Linked DNA regions of Homo sapiens: region 1 is linked to region 2. A link is an interaction called in ENCODE POLR2A ChIA-PET data of the cell type or tissue named here. Cell type or tissue: HepG2. All regions are shown on one strand. Links, peaks and the distances in the headings refer to the core of each region. The heading gives the core; the rest is flanking DNA.

What was found. Peaks named below come from ENCODE experiments on the same cell type or tissue, not always from the same donor. Only the 100,000 strongest peaks of a DNase experiment are listed, where the experiment ranks them.
Region 1: POLR2A ChIA-PET joins it to region 2 with 11 read pairs; 24 of 35 experiments call an interaction of 5 or more read pairs at or near these places.

What each region holds. Positions count from the first base shown.
Region 1 is chr6:27,806,225-27,813,906 of GRCh38, forward strand. H2BC13 (H2B clustered histone 13) reads right to left here and starts at 1,705. Exons shown (of 1, transcript NM_003519.4): 1 at 1,255-1,705. The coding sequence starts at 1,682. The coding sequence ends at 1,302. It overlaps H2AC13 (H2A clustered histone 13), which reads left to right and starts at 1,949. Exons shown (of 1, transcript NM_003509.3): 1 at 1,949-2,443. The coding sequence starts at 1,986. The coding sequence ends at 2,378. H3C10 (H3 clustered histone 10) reads left to right here and starts at 3,827. Exons shown (of 1, transcript NM_003536.3): 1 at 3,827-4,312. The coding sequence starts at 3,850. The coding sequence ends at 4,260. It also overlaps the pseudogene H4C10P. RefSeq lists enhancers at 1,011-1,610, 1,173-1,272, 1,523-1,752, 2,093-2,292, 2,211-2,809 and 4 more. In HepG2, for the core only: a CTCF peak has its summit at 4,114; DNase peaks (open chromatin) are centred at 1,867, 2,397, 3,777 and 5,995; H3K4me3 peaks cover 4,872 bases.
Region 2 is chr6:26,212,859-26,220,540 of GRCh38, forward strand. It overlaps H2BC8 (H2B clustered histone 8), which reads right to left and starts at 3,830. Exons shown (of 1, transcript NM_003518.4): 1 at 3,342-3,830. The coding sequence starts at 3,785. The coding sequence ends at 3,405. H2AC8 (H2A clustered histone 8) reads left to right here and starts at 4,063. Exons shown (of 1, transcript NM_021052.4): 1 at 4,063-4,579. The coding sequence starts at 4,117. The coding sequence ends at 4,509. It also overlaps the pseudogene H3C5P. RefSeq lists enhancers at 2,944-3,073, 3,124-3,213, 3,294-3,643, 3,555-4,206, 4,074-4,493 and 2 more. In HepG2, for the core only: a CTCF peak has its summit at 4,378 (motif pointing left); DNase peaks (open chromatin) are centred at 2,903, 3,923, 4,323 and 5,023; H3K4me3 peaks cover 2,906 bases.

The DNA.
Region 1 (7,682 bases), core at 1,176-6,175, 1.6 Mb after region 2:
TATACTACAAACAGTGCTGCTGGAAACCCCTGCATATATTATTTTGCATATTTTCAAAAATAGTAAATTCCTAGGGGTGAAATTTCTGATGTAAAGATAGGTGCATTTTAAAATTTTGACAGGTATTACCAAATTTTCCTTTATGAAAGCACTACCAATTTGTGGGGCCACCAGCAATGATTGAGAATTAAGGTCTGGGAGGCTTATTCAGGATTTTCCATTCCTATAGCAGAATACTATGACTGGCCTATGGTGAATAGTAGATGCTTAATAAATGTTAGTAAATTGGATGGTAAATAGTATACGAAAAACAGTTGGGTTTGGGTGAAAACAAGAAAAACTTTTAAAAATCTACTCTGGCATCTTTTGCTAGCAGGCATTGACAATTAGGAGAAGGCAAGGTGTTAACTTTTACTGATCTCCCACTTTTTTTTTTGAGACAAGGCCTGGCTTTATCACCCAGGCTGGAGTGCAGTGGTGCGATCTCAGCTCACTGTAAACTCCGCCTACCAGGCTCAAGCCATCCTCCTACATCAGCCCCCTAAGTAGCTGGGACAACAGGGGCGCGCCACCACTCCTGGCTAATTTTTGTGCTTTTTGCAGAGACGGGGTTTTGCTATGTTGCCCAGGCTGGTTGCGAACTCCTGGGCTCAAGGGATCCGCCCGCCTCCACCTCCCAAAGTGCTGGGATTACAGGCATGAGCCACCGCGCCCACCCCTCTAGTTTCCAGTTTAGTCGGAAAGATTAAAAACGCCAGCCTTGTTTTCCTAGTGCTGTTTTTGGTTTTTACCTCGGGTCTTTTGTCGTGCCTTAAAATCATGTCTGGTTGCGCAAGTGAGGGAAAGGATTGGGTAAAGGGGGCGCCACCGCAAGTTGCTGTGCAACATCCAGACATCACCAGACCCACCACCTGGAGCCTGGCCTGGCGGTGTCAAACGCATTCTGGTCTCATCTTTTTAGAAACCCGTGGATGCTCAAGGAATTTCCGGATAACGTGATCCCGGATGCGCTTGACTGACTTACACGGAACGAGCAAAGCGCAAAGCAGTCCCTGCTAAGGACTTAGTTTATGCCCTCAAGCGCAAAGGTCGGACCCTCTATGGTGTTGGTAGCTATATGCACGTACCTCATGTACATTTCACCTTAAATGGCTTTCAAAGAGCTAGATTAATTTAGTGGATAGATCAAAATGATTTATGACCCCTCGCCCCCCAGTGATAGGAAGAGCGAACCAGCTCTTCTTTAGATAATAGTGAGTGGCTCTGAAAAGAGCCTTTGGGTTGGACAAGAGCTTGAGAATTTACTTGGAGCTGGTGTACTTGGTGACGGCCTTGGTGCCCTCCGACACCGCGTGCTTGGCCAGCTCCCCCGGAAGCAGCAGGCGCACGGCGGTCTGGATCTCCCTGGAGGTGATGGTCGAGCGCTTGTTGTAGTGCGCCAGGCGGGAAGCCTCGCTTGCGATGCGCTCGAAGATGTCGTTGACGAAGGAGTTCATGATTCCCATGGCCTTAGAAGAGATGCCGGTGTCGGGGTGGACCTGCTTCAGCACCTTGTACACGTACACGGAGTAGCTCTCCTTGCGGCTGCGCTTGCGCTTCTTGCCATCCTTCTTCTGGGCCTTGGTCACCGCCTTCTTGGAGCCCTTCTTCGGGGCGGGAGCAGACTTGGCCAGCTCGGGCATAATGAAACAATAGTGGCAAAACCAAAACAAGAAGTCGGTCTCCTCTTTTTATATAATAGTTTATGCGGCCGAGGTAGTGGGAAGGTCTCTGCTGATTGGTAATTATCCGTGGATGACGACAGATGCCAGTTTTGCCCAATCAAAATAGGTATCCTGCATAATCGAGTCCTATTGGTCTAAATAAAAATAAAACGTAAGCCAATCGCACAGCTTCCTTTTCGCGCCCAGTAGAGGCTATAAAATGTACGTTTTTCTAGTTTCACTTCAGTCTTTCTTGACCGTATAGATAATAGGCCTTTTGCCATGTCTGGGCGTGGCAAGCAGGGAGGCAAAGCTCGCGCCAAGGCCAAGACCCGCTCTTCTCGGGCCGGGCTTCAGTTTCCCGTAGGCCGAGTGCATCGCCTGCTCCGCAAAGGCAACTATGCGGAGCGGGTCGGTGCTGGAGCGCCGGTGTACCTGGCGGCGGTGCTGGAGTACCTGACCGCCGAGATCCTGGAGCTGGCTGGCAACGCGGCCCGCGACAACAAGAAGACTCGCATCATCCCGCGTCACCTCCAGCTGGCCATCCGCAACGATGAGGAGCTCAACAAGCTTCTGGGCAAAGTCACCATCGCACAGGGTGGCGTCCTGCCCAACATCCAGGCCGTGCTACTGCCCAAGAAGACCGAGAGCCACCACAAGGCGAAGGGCAAGTAGAAGCCTGGATTAGTTTGCAGCAACTCAATCCCAAAGGAACCAAAGGCTCTTTTCAGAGCCACCTACAATTTTGTGGAAGAACTGAGCACTATGTTTAATGTAATTTCTCGTCTTTGCCTACTTCTAAACCACTCCAAAGGTTACGTAGATCAGTCTTCGGTGTCTTGGTTAGGTAGTGACAATCTCGTTAGCTTTATAAAAAGCCTGGATAACATTAAAAGTATTAAACACGCCTTCATCTTAAGCTTAGTGGAAGAAAATTTAGTTTTTCCTAAGCTGGCATTATCCAAGTATGTTGAATTCTGTATGGTTCACCGTCGGGTTTTACTTTTAGTCTGTTGAAGCAAACATGTCTGCTTTGGGGCCAGATGTTTTCTGGGTCTTGGTAAATAACAAACCGGGCATTCGACGTTCAATCCAAATCTAGATCAACGACTTGGATTCTTCATTTCTGAGAAATATCTCTCGAATCTGTATAATTAATTGCATTTGAACATTAATGATTGAGTTGAGAATAATTATTAGACTAATTAGAACAGTTACTTATGGTGCCAGGTAGTTCTCTTTGAAGCATTTTCTGAAAATTCATTGAAATTAAAATTTCCCGAGCTTTCCCACCCCCAGCCACACAAATTGATTTCTTAGTACAGAGATGACTTAATTTGTTTCAGCATGGTAAATTCCACTTTTAAAATATCTGACTTGATGTTTTTAATCTGAATCAGATCTGGATGTACGAATGGAATAGATTCTTAAAAGAAAATGAATTACATTTCTAGAGTATTGGAAAAATAAGCTGCAATGGAATTACTTTAATCTAAAAGTGAAAAGTTCACATAAAGTTGTTTCTTTGACATTTTTTGGCCTTGAATTTCTCACATGCGAACCAGCTTTTCTTGGTTATAAAAATAGAAGTTTTTTAAATTTAAGTGGTCAAAAGATAGAAAATTGAGGGGACAGGTGTATAAGGCTGTCCTGTCCAGTATTGCAGCCACTAGCCAATTGTGGATAGTGATCATTGGAAATTCCATAGCATGAATTTTATATAAAATACACATTGCATTTGGAAAAGTCAGTGCCAAAAAGTGTAAAATACCTAACAATTTTAATTTCGATAACATTGAAATATGTTGGCTATATTGGATTAAGCAAAATATTAAAAATTAATTTTTCCTTGTTTTGTTACAATGTTCTCCTAGATAAGTGTAAATTACTTATATTGCTCTCATTTCCACTGGAAATCGCTAGTATAGTGAACAACTGTATAGCGAAAATAGAAAATAAAATATGGAGACCATGAACTGCTAAGTCTGTCAGAGGAATAGGTGAACAACAAAAATTTGAGTCCTTCGCCAATCCGGTTACTGTTGGGTAGGCCTTCAGCATACTTTTGTCCAATCAGCTTCAGACTCTCACTATAAATAAGCGGCTAGCTTTCTCTTTCTCCTGAAGTGAATCTAGCTCTGAAGGCATGGCGCGTACGAAGCAGACTGCTCGCAAGTCCACCGGCGGCAAGGCTCCGCGCAAGCAGCTGGCCACCAAGGCGGCTCGGAAGAGCGCTCCGGCCACCGGCGGTGTCAAGAAGCCCCATCGCTATCGGCCTGGTACAGTGGCTCTCCGCGAGATTCGCCGCTACCAGAAGTCCACCGAGCTGCTGATCAGAAAGCTGCCTTTTCAGCGTCTGGTGCGTGAGATCGCGCAGGACTTCAAGACCGACTTGCGCTTCCAGAGCTCCGCGGTGATGGCGCTGCAAGAGGCATGCGAGGCCTACCTGGTGGGGCTCTTTGAGGACACCAACCTGTGCGCCATCCACGCCAAGCGGGTGACTATCATGCCCAAGGACATCCAGCTCGCACGTCGTATCCGCGGCGAGAGGGCTTGAGTCTCAAGGACTCACTGATTACATACCCAAAGGCTCTTTTCAGAGCCACCCACATGCGCGCTGAAAAGATCTGTTTCTCTCAGGAATTCTTCCTGGTACTTGTTTTGCCTGTAGTAGATAGGGCCCATTTCCAGACGTTATACAATCTGTTTCGTAAGACTCAGCCTATCCCTTTTTGAATGCTAATTTTGGGAGTCTTAACATCTAATAATGTCCGGCATTTTTCCGTAAGCATTGAGTGTAGCCAAAAGTTCCTTCGTGTATTGCTCTCCCATCTCCGCAGCCCGGTTTTGACCGGATGGTGCTTCTAATTTTCTGCTAACCTGTACTGTGGTGTGTGTATATTTCTTGCCAACACGCCAGAAATAAAACTAAGGTTGTACTGAAGTTGGAAAAATTCAGGTTAATGTAGCTCATGCTGGCTAAAGTGAAACGTTCTCTCCCCGCCCCCCGTTCCTAAGCAGTGTTAAGTTTTCTTTGAATTTTTTCAAGCCGGATTTTGGGCCTGCTTAAACCACTTAAATGTAGTTAATGACAGATGGTTTGAGGTTTAAAAGTCTTCTGGAGAAAGCCCGCCAGAGAACATTCCCTTTGAAGCCCCATGTAAAAATACGTGTGGGAGAGAAAGTGTTTTCTCTGACTTCTGCTGACAGTGGCTAAAACTCTGAACTGTCAGGAGTATTCAAAATAAGACTGCCTTGTAGGTAAGCCTGTGGTAGTTTTTTTGAGCACAGGATAAAATACTTGAGTCTTTGCTTAAATGTTACTTTCTCAATGAGGCTTTGTATGACTAAATAAAATCTGTATAATCCCCACCTATTTTTTTCACCCTAGAATTTGTCACTATATGCTGTACCAGAGTTTGCTGATGTATTGCTTGTGTGTTCTAAAATACAGGCTCATGAGAGGAGGAACTTTTGTTTACTCGCATATCTCCAGTAACGTAGGAGCTTTTGATCAGTATTTGTTGGATAAATGAATGAATGCATGGGTATATAATAGTAAGGAGACATACCCACATGGAAAATCTCAAATGAAAGAAATACATCAGCTTGGTAGATATGCTCAAATCAGCTTCTTGTGGGCCAGGAAAGCCCTTACCTCATCCATTCTTGTATTCAGAATGCTAGATTTCTATAACTTCTTCTGTGAGCTCTCTAGCATTCTTATAAGTATTCAAGATTTTCCCTGGCAAATTGGCTTGTGTATGTGTGTTATCATCTCTGTCTCTCCTTAGCTTAACCTGTGAAGGATGTAAGTGGAAAGATCATAGTATTTTTACACTGAGTTTTAAAAAGCAGTTTTAATTCTCTATCTTGTTTCAGTTGGCTATTTATGTATCTTCAGTTATTAGAATTGGTTACATTCTTAATACACTTTTTTGGAAATTTGATATCAAGATCACTACTGCAACATTCACAATCTGCTCATCCTCATTTTCTTGTGTGTGGGTTCATGATTTCATTATTTCCACATATATGGAATTTAGAAAGATAAATAATTTATGATTAATATTTTACAAATTAAAATAATGCTTTAATACTTTTAATTGGAATCAACACCGTAAGCAAAACAAAATAGAGTTTTTCCCCTCTCAGAAATTAGCTTTCTTCTGGAAAGGAAGATACACTATTTTGGAGGGAAGCAGTGCCTCTAGGACACTTAGGGGCCCAACTGCTAAACCGATGGATATTGTTGAGTGTGTAAATAGTGCATTCCTTCTTTCTGTGCTGGGAAACTAAGAGCTAGTAATAAATCAGGAAGGGCTCACACAGAGACTGCCTGGTATGTACTAATCAATACTCTTGCTGGCTGGGTAGGGCATCCTCTCCTGGAGATATGCAGCCAAGATACTCCCAGTTAAATTTCCAGTTATAATTACATGAGGAATTATTTATTTAAGGGACAGTGAGTAGTTCTAGTTATGTGGAAATGAATACTCTATGTCTTTTCAAAACACTCCATGTACTGAATTACAATAGTCTGGTAACCATCCAACTCAGCTCATTTGTCAGGAGTTCATGACCAGCCTGACCAACATGGTAAAACCCCGTCTTTACTAAAAATACAAAAAATTTAGCCAGGTGTGGTGGCATGTGCCTGTAGTCCCAGCTACTCTGGTGGCTGAGGCAGGAGAATCGCTTGAACTCGGGAGGTGGAGGTTGCTGTGAGCCGAGATCACGCCACTGCAGTTCAGCCTGGGCAACAGAGGGAGATTCCATCTCAAAAACACAAAACAAACAAAAAATAAATAAATTTAAAAAAAAGGACATAATTCTTGTGTCTGAATTTCCTGAGATGGCAAAACTCATAAGTGGCATAACAATCCTTTTCAAGGCCCAAAATAAAAGGACCTTGATATGCCCATACAGAAATATGGACAACAGGCCGGGCGCGGTGGCTCATGCCTGTAATCCAAGCACTTTGGGAGGCCGAGGCAGGTGGATCGCTTGAGTCCAGGAGTTGGAAACCAGCCTGGGCAATGTGGCGAAACCCCATCTCTCCAAAAAATAAAATTAGCCAAACGTGGTGGCGTGTGCCTGTGGTCCCAGATACTCAGGAGGCTGCGTTGGGAGAATCGCTTGTGTCCAGAAGTTGGAGGTTGCAATGAGCCGAGATCGTACCACTGTCCTCCAGCCTGGGTGACAAAGCGAGACCCTGTCTCAAAAAAAAAAAAAAAAAAAAAAAAAGATAACATGAGGAACTGACCTCACTATTCTCAAAATAGCCTTTGGCTTTTCTCAGAAGAGATATTTTTTTCTGAGTGTAGGTATTCACCCACTAGTGCTCTTGGAATCAATAAGTATTCAGAACCAACCTTACCATCGAACATCACCAGCTTGGACTACTATGCTTGGCCATCTACTTATCCAGCAGTTACTAAGTATTTAACTCACTTACTAATTGTAAGTGTTTACAGGATACATTTGTAACATAACACCCAGGTACAAAAAGGTTAATTACATACAGAATTAAACAGAAAAATATCAGAACACATACAATGAAGTTAACTATTATTAACATGTGATTTCAGCAGTACACTAACATAAATACATGTAATTATTGGGTCACTGCCGAACATGTATATGTTTGAAAGACCCTTAATTAGAAAACTTCTAAGGCCAATTTTTTTTTATTCCAAACTCTTGTAAGTGCAAAAATTAAAAATAGAAAACAAAACATGACCAATGTATACATTGGTAAACATAAAACTGTCTGGTTTTGTTTAAATATACCCATTGAGCAGCTCCTTTCCTAGAGGCCAGGAAATAGGGCTGAGGACTCTACCCTCAGTTTTCAATCTAGAGACTGTGAAACTGTAGAGAAACACACTGTCTAGTAGCAATCCATATACTTTTTCTAGTAAGCATATTAAAAACCGAATACTATACTATATTCCTTACAGCCCAGTGAGTTTCCCA
Region 2 (7,682 bases), core at 854-5,853:
CGTGAGCCACCGCGCCCGGCCGAGTTTCCTATTTCTTAACCACACCATTGATAGTTTGGGATAGAGACAAATAGAGAAAGTTATCTTTAGAGGAGCTGTCTGTTGCACCAAAAAAAAAAATGTAACAGCACTGTTAACATCTTGGCATTGACCCTTATAGTCACTCTTTTTTCCTAAAACTATATGTGTGTGTGTGTGTGTGTGTGTGTGTGTGTGTGTGACATCATGTAAATAAGAATACACTACTTGGCAACTTGGATTTACCCCATACAATGCCATGAGCATATTTTATGTCGTTTTTTTTAAAGCATTCTTTTTAACAGCTGCATAATATTCCATTAGGGATAAAACCTAGTTTTAGGCAAAGTCCAACTCTTCAACATTAGTATTTCCAGTTGTTAGCCACAGTAAACAAAAATATGGACAATATTAACAAAATTAGAAGTTAAAATCAATGAGTTTGTATATTTTTAAATATTTGCAGAAAAGAAAAGGGAGTAGTCTGGAATGGGGACTAGATTTCAAACTTGGATGAGTAAGTGAAGCCAGGTAGAGTATCATAAGGTCTGTCTTGGTTGTGCTGAGTTTCAGATGCCTGTGAAATACTTATTTCATGTACTATTTAGAAGCCTAATCACCATAATTTTTGATATTGACTGAATTGCCTGACTGAAATCCAAGTCAGCCCACAATTCAAACATTGAAGTCCAATACCAACTACTTGAAAATGTGACTATTTGGAGATAAGGTCTTTAAAGGTGTAAAATGAGGTTTTAAGGGTAGGTCCTAATCTATTCTGACTGCTGTCCTTATAAGATGATATTAAAACACAACCCACACACACACAGGGAAGACCAGAGAGGGGAAAACCCAAGGAGAGTGGCCCCAGAAAAAATCAATCATGCTCACTGGTTTGATCTTGAACTTGTAGCCTTCAGAATTGTGACAAAATTAATTTTTTTAAGCCACACAGTCTTTGGTAGTTTGTTTTGGCAGCCCTAGCGAACACACTTCTCAAACATTTTCATTCTGGGAATACTTTTCTCCACACCTTTTCTATGTTATGCTAGCTTTTGTACTCCACAAAGACAAACACACAGAACACAGATGCACACCCACCCCTACTGTATGTTGTAGGGGAGGAAAGAGCGTTTCCTTTTACCCATCTTATGTTCATTGGCTGGGGCCCTGAAACAAAATACAGATTAACAACAGAAAAATATACACTTTATTTTTATTTTGATTTATTTATTTATTTTTGAGACGGAGTCTTGCTCTGTCGCCCATGCTGGAGTGCAGTTGCCCGATCTTGGCTCACGGCAAGCTCCACCTCCCGGCTTCATGGCATTCTCCTGCCGCAGTCTCCCGAGTAGCTGGGACTACAGGTGCCCGCCACCACACCCGGCTAATTTTTTTCAATTTTCAGTAGAGACGGGGTTTCACCGTGTTAGCCAGGATGGTCTCGATCTCCTGACCTCGTGATCCGCCCGCCTCGGCCTCCCAAAGTGCTGGGATTACAGGCGTGAGCCGGCGTGAGCCACCGCGCCCGGCCAAGAGAAAAACATTCACATTTAATATGAAGTTTTACATGACATAAGGAAATAAGGACCTGAAGAAGGGCTTAAACCTGAGTGTGTTTGCACTAGGTTTGATGAAGAGAGTCATGCAGAAATATAACAAGACAAAAATAATATGAGCTAAGGATAATAAACAAGGAGAAATCTAGCAAGGTTTATTTGTTCAGATTCCTCGCATACTCTGCAAGACTCCCAGGAGGGTCTTAAGACCTGCTTCAGAGGAAGGTCATACGAACATTCTTGTCTATGTTGTTCTACTAATGTCTTAGAATATTTACTATGTCAAGGCGCCATACTTTGGAGTACTATGTTGTCAGAAACCTGAGGTTGCTCATGGAGTACTATGGAGTAGTGACCTTTTTTTTTTTTTTGGTCCCATTTTAGAAATTTGATTAATGAGTATAAACTAATGGTTTCTATGTTTGAGACGGAGTTTCGTTCTTGTTGTCCAGGCTGGAATGAAATGGCGGGATCTTGGCTCACTGCAACCCCCGCCTCCCGGTTTCAAGCGTTTCTCCTGCCTCAGTCTCCGAAGTAGCTGGGGTAACATAGGCATGCGCCACCACGCCCGGCTAATTTTGTTATTTTTAGTAGATACGGGGTTTCACCATGTGGGTCAGGCTGTTTTTGAACTCCTGACCTCAAGTGATCCACCAGCCTCGCCTCCCAAAATGCTGGGATTACAGGCGAGAGCCACTGCGCCCAGCCAGCCAAAACTGTAATTTTTTTTTTTTTTTTTTTTTTTTTTTTTTTATGAGATGGAATCTAGCTCTTTCGCCCAGGATGGAGTGCAGTGGCGCGATCTCTGATCACTGCAACCTCCGCCTCCCGGGTTCAAGTGACTCTCCAGCCTCAGCTTCCAGAGTAGCTGAAACTACAGGTGAGTGCCACCACGCCCGGCTAATTTTGTTTGTATTTTTTTAGTAGAGACAGGGTTTCACAGTGTTAGCCAGGATGGTCTCGACCTCCTGACCTCGTGATCCGCCCGTCTCGGCCTCCCAAAGTGATGGGATTAGAGGCGTGAGCCACCGCGCACGGCGGAAAACGAGATTTTTTAGATCAACTTTACATTGCCAATGCCCATGGTATTCCCTCCACAACAAACTCCACAAGAGTGCTCAGAAAAGTCAAACTTGTTATCAGGTGATCTTTAGGGACCCAAAGACTACTCTTCCTACCCTTTCCAGTGTTGCCCAGGCTGGAATTGCACTAGCGTATTCACATGTTCCTGCAGTCTCTAGCCCGAGAGTTTAAGCTATCCTACCACCTCAGCCTACCGAGTAAATGATAGTACAGACGCAAGCCGTCACACCTGGTTAGCTTCATTTTTTTGCAGAGACGAGTTCTATGTTGCCCAGGCAAATCTGTTAACTCCTGAGCTGAAGAAAGCCTCATGCATCGACCTCCCAAAGTGCTAGGATTACAGGATCTTGCCAACACAGAACAGGAGTATCTCCTGATCAATTTTTTTTGAGACGAAGCCTCGCCTTTGTCGCCCAGGCTAGAATGCAAAAGCGCCATGTCTTTTCACTGCAACCTTTGCTTGCTGGGTTTAAGTGATTCTCCTGCGGCAGCCTCCCGAGTCTCTGGGATGACACGCGACTGCCCCACGCCCGGCTAATATTTGTATTTTTAGTAGAAACGAGATTTAACCACGTTAGCCAAACTGGTCTCGATCCGCACGCCTCGGCCTCCCAAAGTGCTGGGATTACAAAATCGGAAAAATTATTCCCTAGAAAACGGTGAAATTCAATATTAAAGCTCTTTATGTGAGACTTGAGTGGCTCTGAAAAGAGCCTTTGAGTTTTAAAGCACCTAAGCACACATTTACTTGGAGCTTGTATACTTGGTGACAGCCTTGGTACCTTCGGACACTGCGTGCTTGGCCAGCTCTCCGGGAAGCAGCAGACGCACGGCGGTCTGGATCTCCCTGGAGGTAATGGTCGAGCGCTTGTTGTAGTGGGCCAGACGGGAAGCCTCGCCTGCGATGCGTTCGAAGATGTCGTTAACGAAGGAATTCATGATGCCCATGGCCTTGGATGAGATGCCAGTATCGGGGTGAACCTGTTTTAGCACCTTGTACACATACACGGAGTAGCTCTCCTTACGACTGCGCTTGCGCTTCTTGCCATCCTTCTTCTGCGCCTTGGTCACAGCCTTCTTGGAACCCTTCTTCGGAGCAGGAGCTGACTTAGCTGGTTCAGGCATGCTGTCAGAAAACAATAACAGCAGTGAGAATGAACGCACTTAAATAAAAGCTCGTGTCTAGAGTCTCTCCTTTTATAGGCCTTTCATGCAAATAAAGAATTCAAAATATCCAGCTCTGATTGGGCAATGTGTTAGTGACGCATACATGTAAAATAGCCTTCACCTTATTTCCTTTCTAATTGGTTGGCTCGTCAAAGAACAATTTTAACCAATCAAATTGCGCCTTTCACAATTCTACCGATGACTATAACTAGCTTCTTATTCCTCCATCGAGCCCATTCTTTTTCTTTATTCAGTGGATTGTTAGTTCTTCTGCTGTTAGGAAGCCACTATGTCTGGACGTGGAAAGCAAGGCGGCAAAGCTCGGGCAAAAGCTAAAACGCGTTCTTCCAGGGCCGGTCTTCAGTTTCCAGTTGGCCGTGTGCACCGCCTCCTCCGCAAAGGCAACTACTCCGAACGAGTCGGGGCCGGCGCTCCAGTGTACCTGGCAGCGGTGCTGGAATATCTGACGGCCGAGATCTTAGAGCTAGCTGGCAACGCGGCTCGCGACAATAAGAAGACCCGCATCATCCCGCGCCACCTGCAGCTAGCCATCCGCAACGACGAGGAGCTAAATAAGCTTCTAGGTCGCGTGACCATCGCGCAGGGCGGTGTCCTGCCCAACATCCAGGCCGTATTGCTGCCTAAGAAGACGGAGAGCCACCATAAGGCCAAGGGCAAGTGAAATGATTACTAGTCAAATCCGTCAGTGATCCCGAGTCCCAGAAACCAAAGGCTCTTTTCAGAGCCACCCACCTTTTCTGTAAAGTGCTGGAATACACATACGATGCCTGAAATCTCAATGTTCACTGTCCTAATTTTTAACGAACGCTTCTGACGTTACTGGTCAGTTCTTTATTGAAATCCTTGCTCACATTTCATGCACTAATTTATCTTACTGGTGTTTCTTTGCAGTAAAAATGCGTTTATAAAGGTATACAAGAATAGAAACCGAGGTTGTGACACCAAGGTTTCACTGCGTTATTTTGTGTATAGGTCCATGCTGTGTATACAAATTTATCATTAATACACAGGCTGTTTATTCATGTGCACTTGTCAGAAAAGGGTGAAATATTAATACAGAAACGAGAGAACAAAGAAGGATAGCTGCCCATTAGCATTTCAGGGCGGGCTTTTTAAGTTTTAAAGATGACTGCATTCCGGCTGGGCTCAGTGGCTCATGCCTGTAATCCCAACACTTTGGGAGGCCAAGGAGGGCGGATCATAGGGTCAGGAGTTCGAAATCAGCCTGCCCAACATAATGAAAGCCCGTCTCTACTAAACAAATACAAAAAGTAGCCGGGCGTGGTGGTGTGCATCTGTAGTCCCAGCAACTTGGGAGGCTGAGGCAGGAGAATCGCTTGACTCCGGGAGGCAGAGGCTGCAGTGAGCCGAGATCACGCTATTGCACTCCAGCCTGGGTAACAGAGCAAGACTACGTCTCAAAAAAAAAAAAAAAAAAAAAGACTACATTCCTCTAGTGAGAATTGTGTTTGTTGGATTTCTCTTTTCAAAAGGAGCAATTAACACAGTATTCTAAAATAAACACTAAACGAAACTAAGCAGTAACGGCCTGACGCCCTAGGTCAGACCTGTAATCCCAGCAATTTGAAAGACTAAGGCAGAAGAATCGCTTGAGCCCAGGAGATCAAGACCAGCCTGGGCAATAAAGCGAGACAGCCCCCTCACCTCCACAAAAAGTAAAAAGCCTGCCCTGCCCGGTGGCTCATGCCTATAATCCCAGCACTTTGGGAGGCCGAGATGGGCGGATCACTTGAGGTCAGGAGTTCGAGGCCAGCCTGGCCAACGTGGCAAAACCCTGTTTCTACTAAACATACAAAAAAATTAGCCAGGCATGGCGGTGGGCTCCTGAAATCCCAGCTACTCGGGAGGCTGAGGCAGGAGAATCGCTTGAACCCGGGAGGCGGGGGTTGCAGTGAGCCAAGATCATGCCATTGCACTCCAGCCTGGACAATAGAGCGAGACTCCGTCGTCTCAAAAAAAAAAAAGAAAAGAAAAGAAAAAGCCTGGCCTGGTGGCTCAGTCTGAGATCTTAGATACTTGGGAGAATTACGCGGGGAAGGATTGATTGAGCCCAGGAGTTCGAAGCTGCAGCGAGCTATGGGGGGCAAAGCAAGATCCTGTTTAGGAAAGGAAAAAAAAAAAAAAACAAAAAAAACCCAGCAGCAAAAACTTAGTTTTATGACCTAAATTTATAAATGGACTACACTGTAAAGCACAATTAATTATTCAACTTTAGTAGAAATCCAGTCACATTTCTCTGTAAAAAATCTCAAATCTAATTGGATCACACACCAGGCCCTATAAAGAGAAGTGATCTGTAAATCTGATATGAAAGGTCATGGCCTGCACCAAGCCAACCACACGGAAGTCCACTGGTGGCAGACAGCCTCCTAAGCAGCTGGCCACCAAGGCAGCCAGCAAGAGCACTCTGGCCACCAGCAGCTTGAAGGTGTCCCTCAGATATAGGCCCTGAATCATGCTGAAATTCATCGCTACCAGAAGTCACTGAGCTACTTAAGGGAAAAGCTGCCCTTTCTTAAATGTTAGGACAAGGTTGCTGAATGAGATTATTAAAAAAATTAATGCCCCTAGGGTTCTAAATAATTGCAGTTATATGTGTTCCACTGAACAGAAGTTATTGGCATCACAAATAATTTGCATCAAAAATAATTTCTGGTGATACAAATAACAGAAATTATTTGCATCACCAGACAAAAGCCTCCAAGAAGTAACTTCGATAGTTTGATACCTTTAATCAATGGTAAATTGTGAGATGATGTAAGCACATTTCCCTGCAAACTTTGTAAAAACTATAAATTTTTTATAGTGGGATACATTCTTCCCCCTCCCTTTTTTCCTCACAAGTCTTACAATGTTTCTTAAATAAAATTTTCACTAAAACACGATTAAAATATAGCAATTGCAAGATAAATGTCTATGAAGCCCCATAGTATAACTCCCTGACATTCTTTACTCAATCAAATTGGGGCTCAGAAACAATACCCCAAAATGAAGGCCAAAGAAGCAACCTCAGAAGCAAAATTTTTCTGTGACTTTCTCCTGCCCTCTTGTCTCTCAGTCCCATTCTCCCCTGAGGCTAGACATAGAAACTAGAATTCCGGTTTCCCAAGGTGGCTTATGACAACCAGAATCCTTTTTCCCCAAAGCCAACCACAAAAACTAAAAATATTACTCTAACTTCCCTTCCAACTTTTCGTGTAAAAACTGGACACAGAGAAATTATTTGATCCACCTTGTTTAATTGCAGGTCATAAGACCCCATTCCAGAGATGGAGCTGTCCCATACCCAATACCCAGAAGGAAGGAATGCATGTTCAAAGAGGTGAGGGATGAAATGAAAATTCTAAACCCCTTTGACAGAATAATGGACCCTCCTTTGGCTAAAAGACCCCAAAAGTTTAAGTTCCCAGGCATGACAGGATGGAGGCTGCACATCCTGTTTGTTTCTACCCCTCTTCCCCTTTCTAATCACTGCTAGATTTTCTCAAAGTCCGATTTGAGGGAATAATACACCGGAAAGCCCTTTTACTTACTTTATCTGGCCTCTTCCACCCTCCTCCATGGTGGTCCAGACAAGACAGATATTAAGGACCATAGAGTTTCTTGATAAATGACTGCAGGCCCACAACTGGTTGTGACCAGTCTCCTGAGAATGCAGATCATGGACTTCTGCCCTACATTTCAGTTTTATATATAGGACCTAATTATAACTCATTTAAATGTTAAATCTTCACCCCAAAGTGATCATGGGACATATCTTACATACATGTAAACCTAATACACATCTGATTGGGTGTCCTTCATGAATATTCA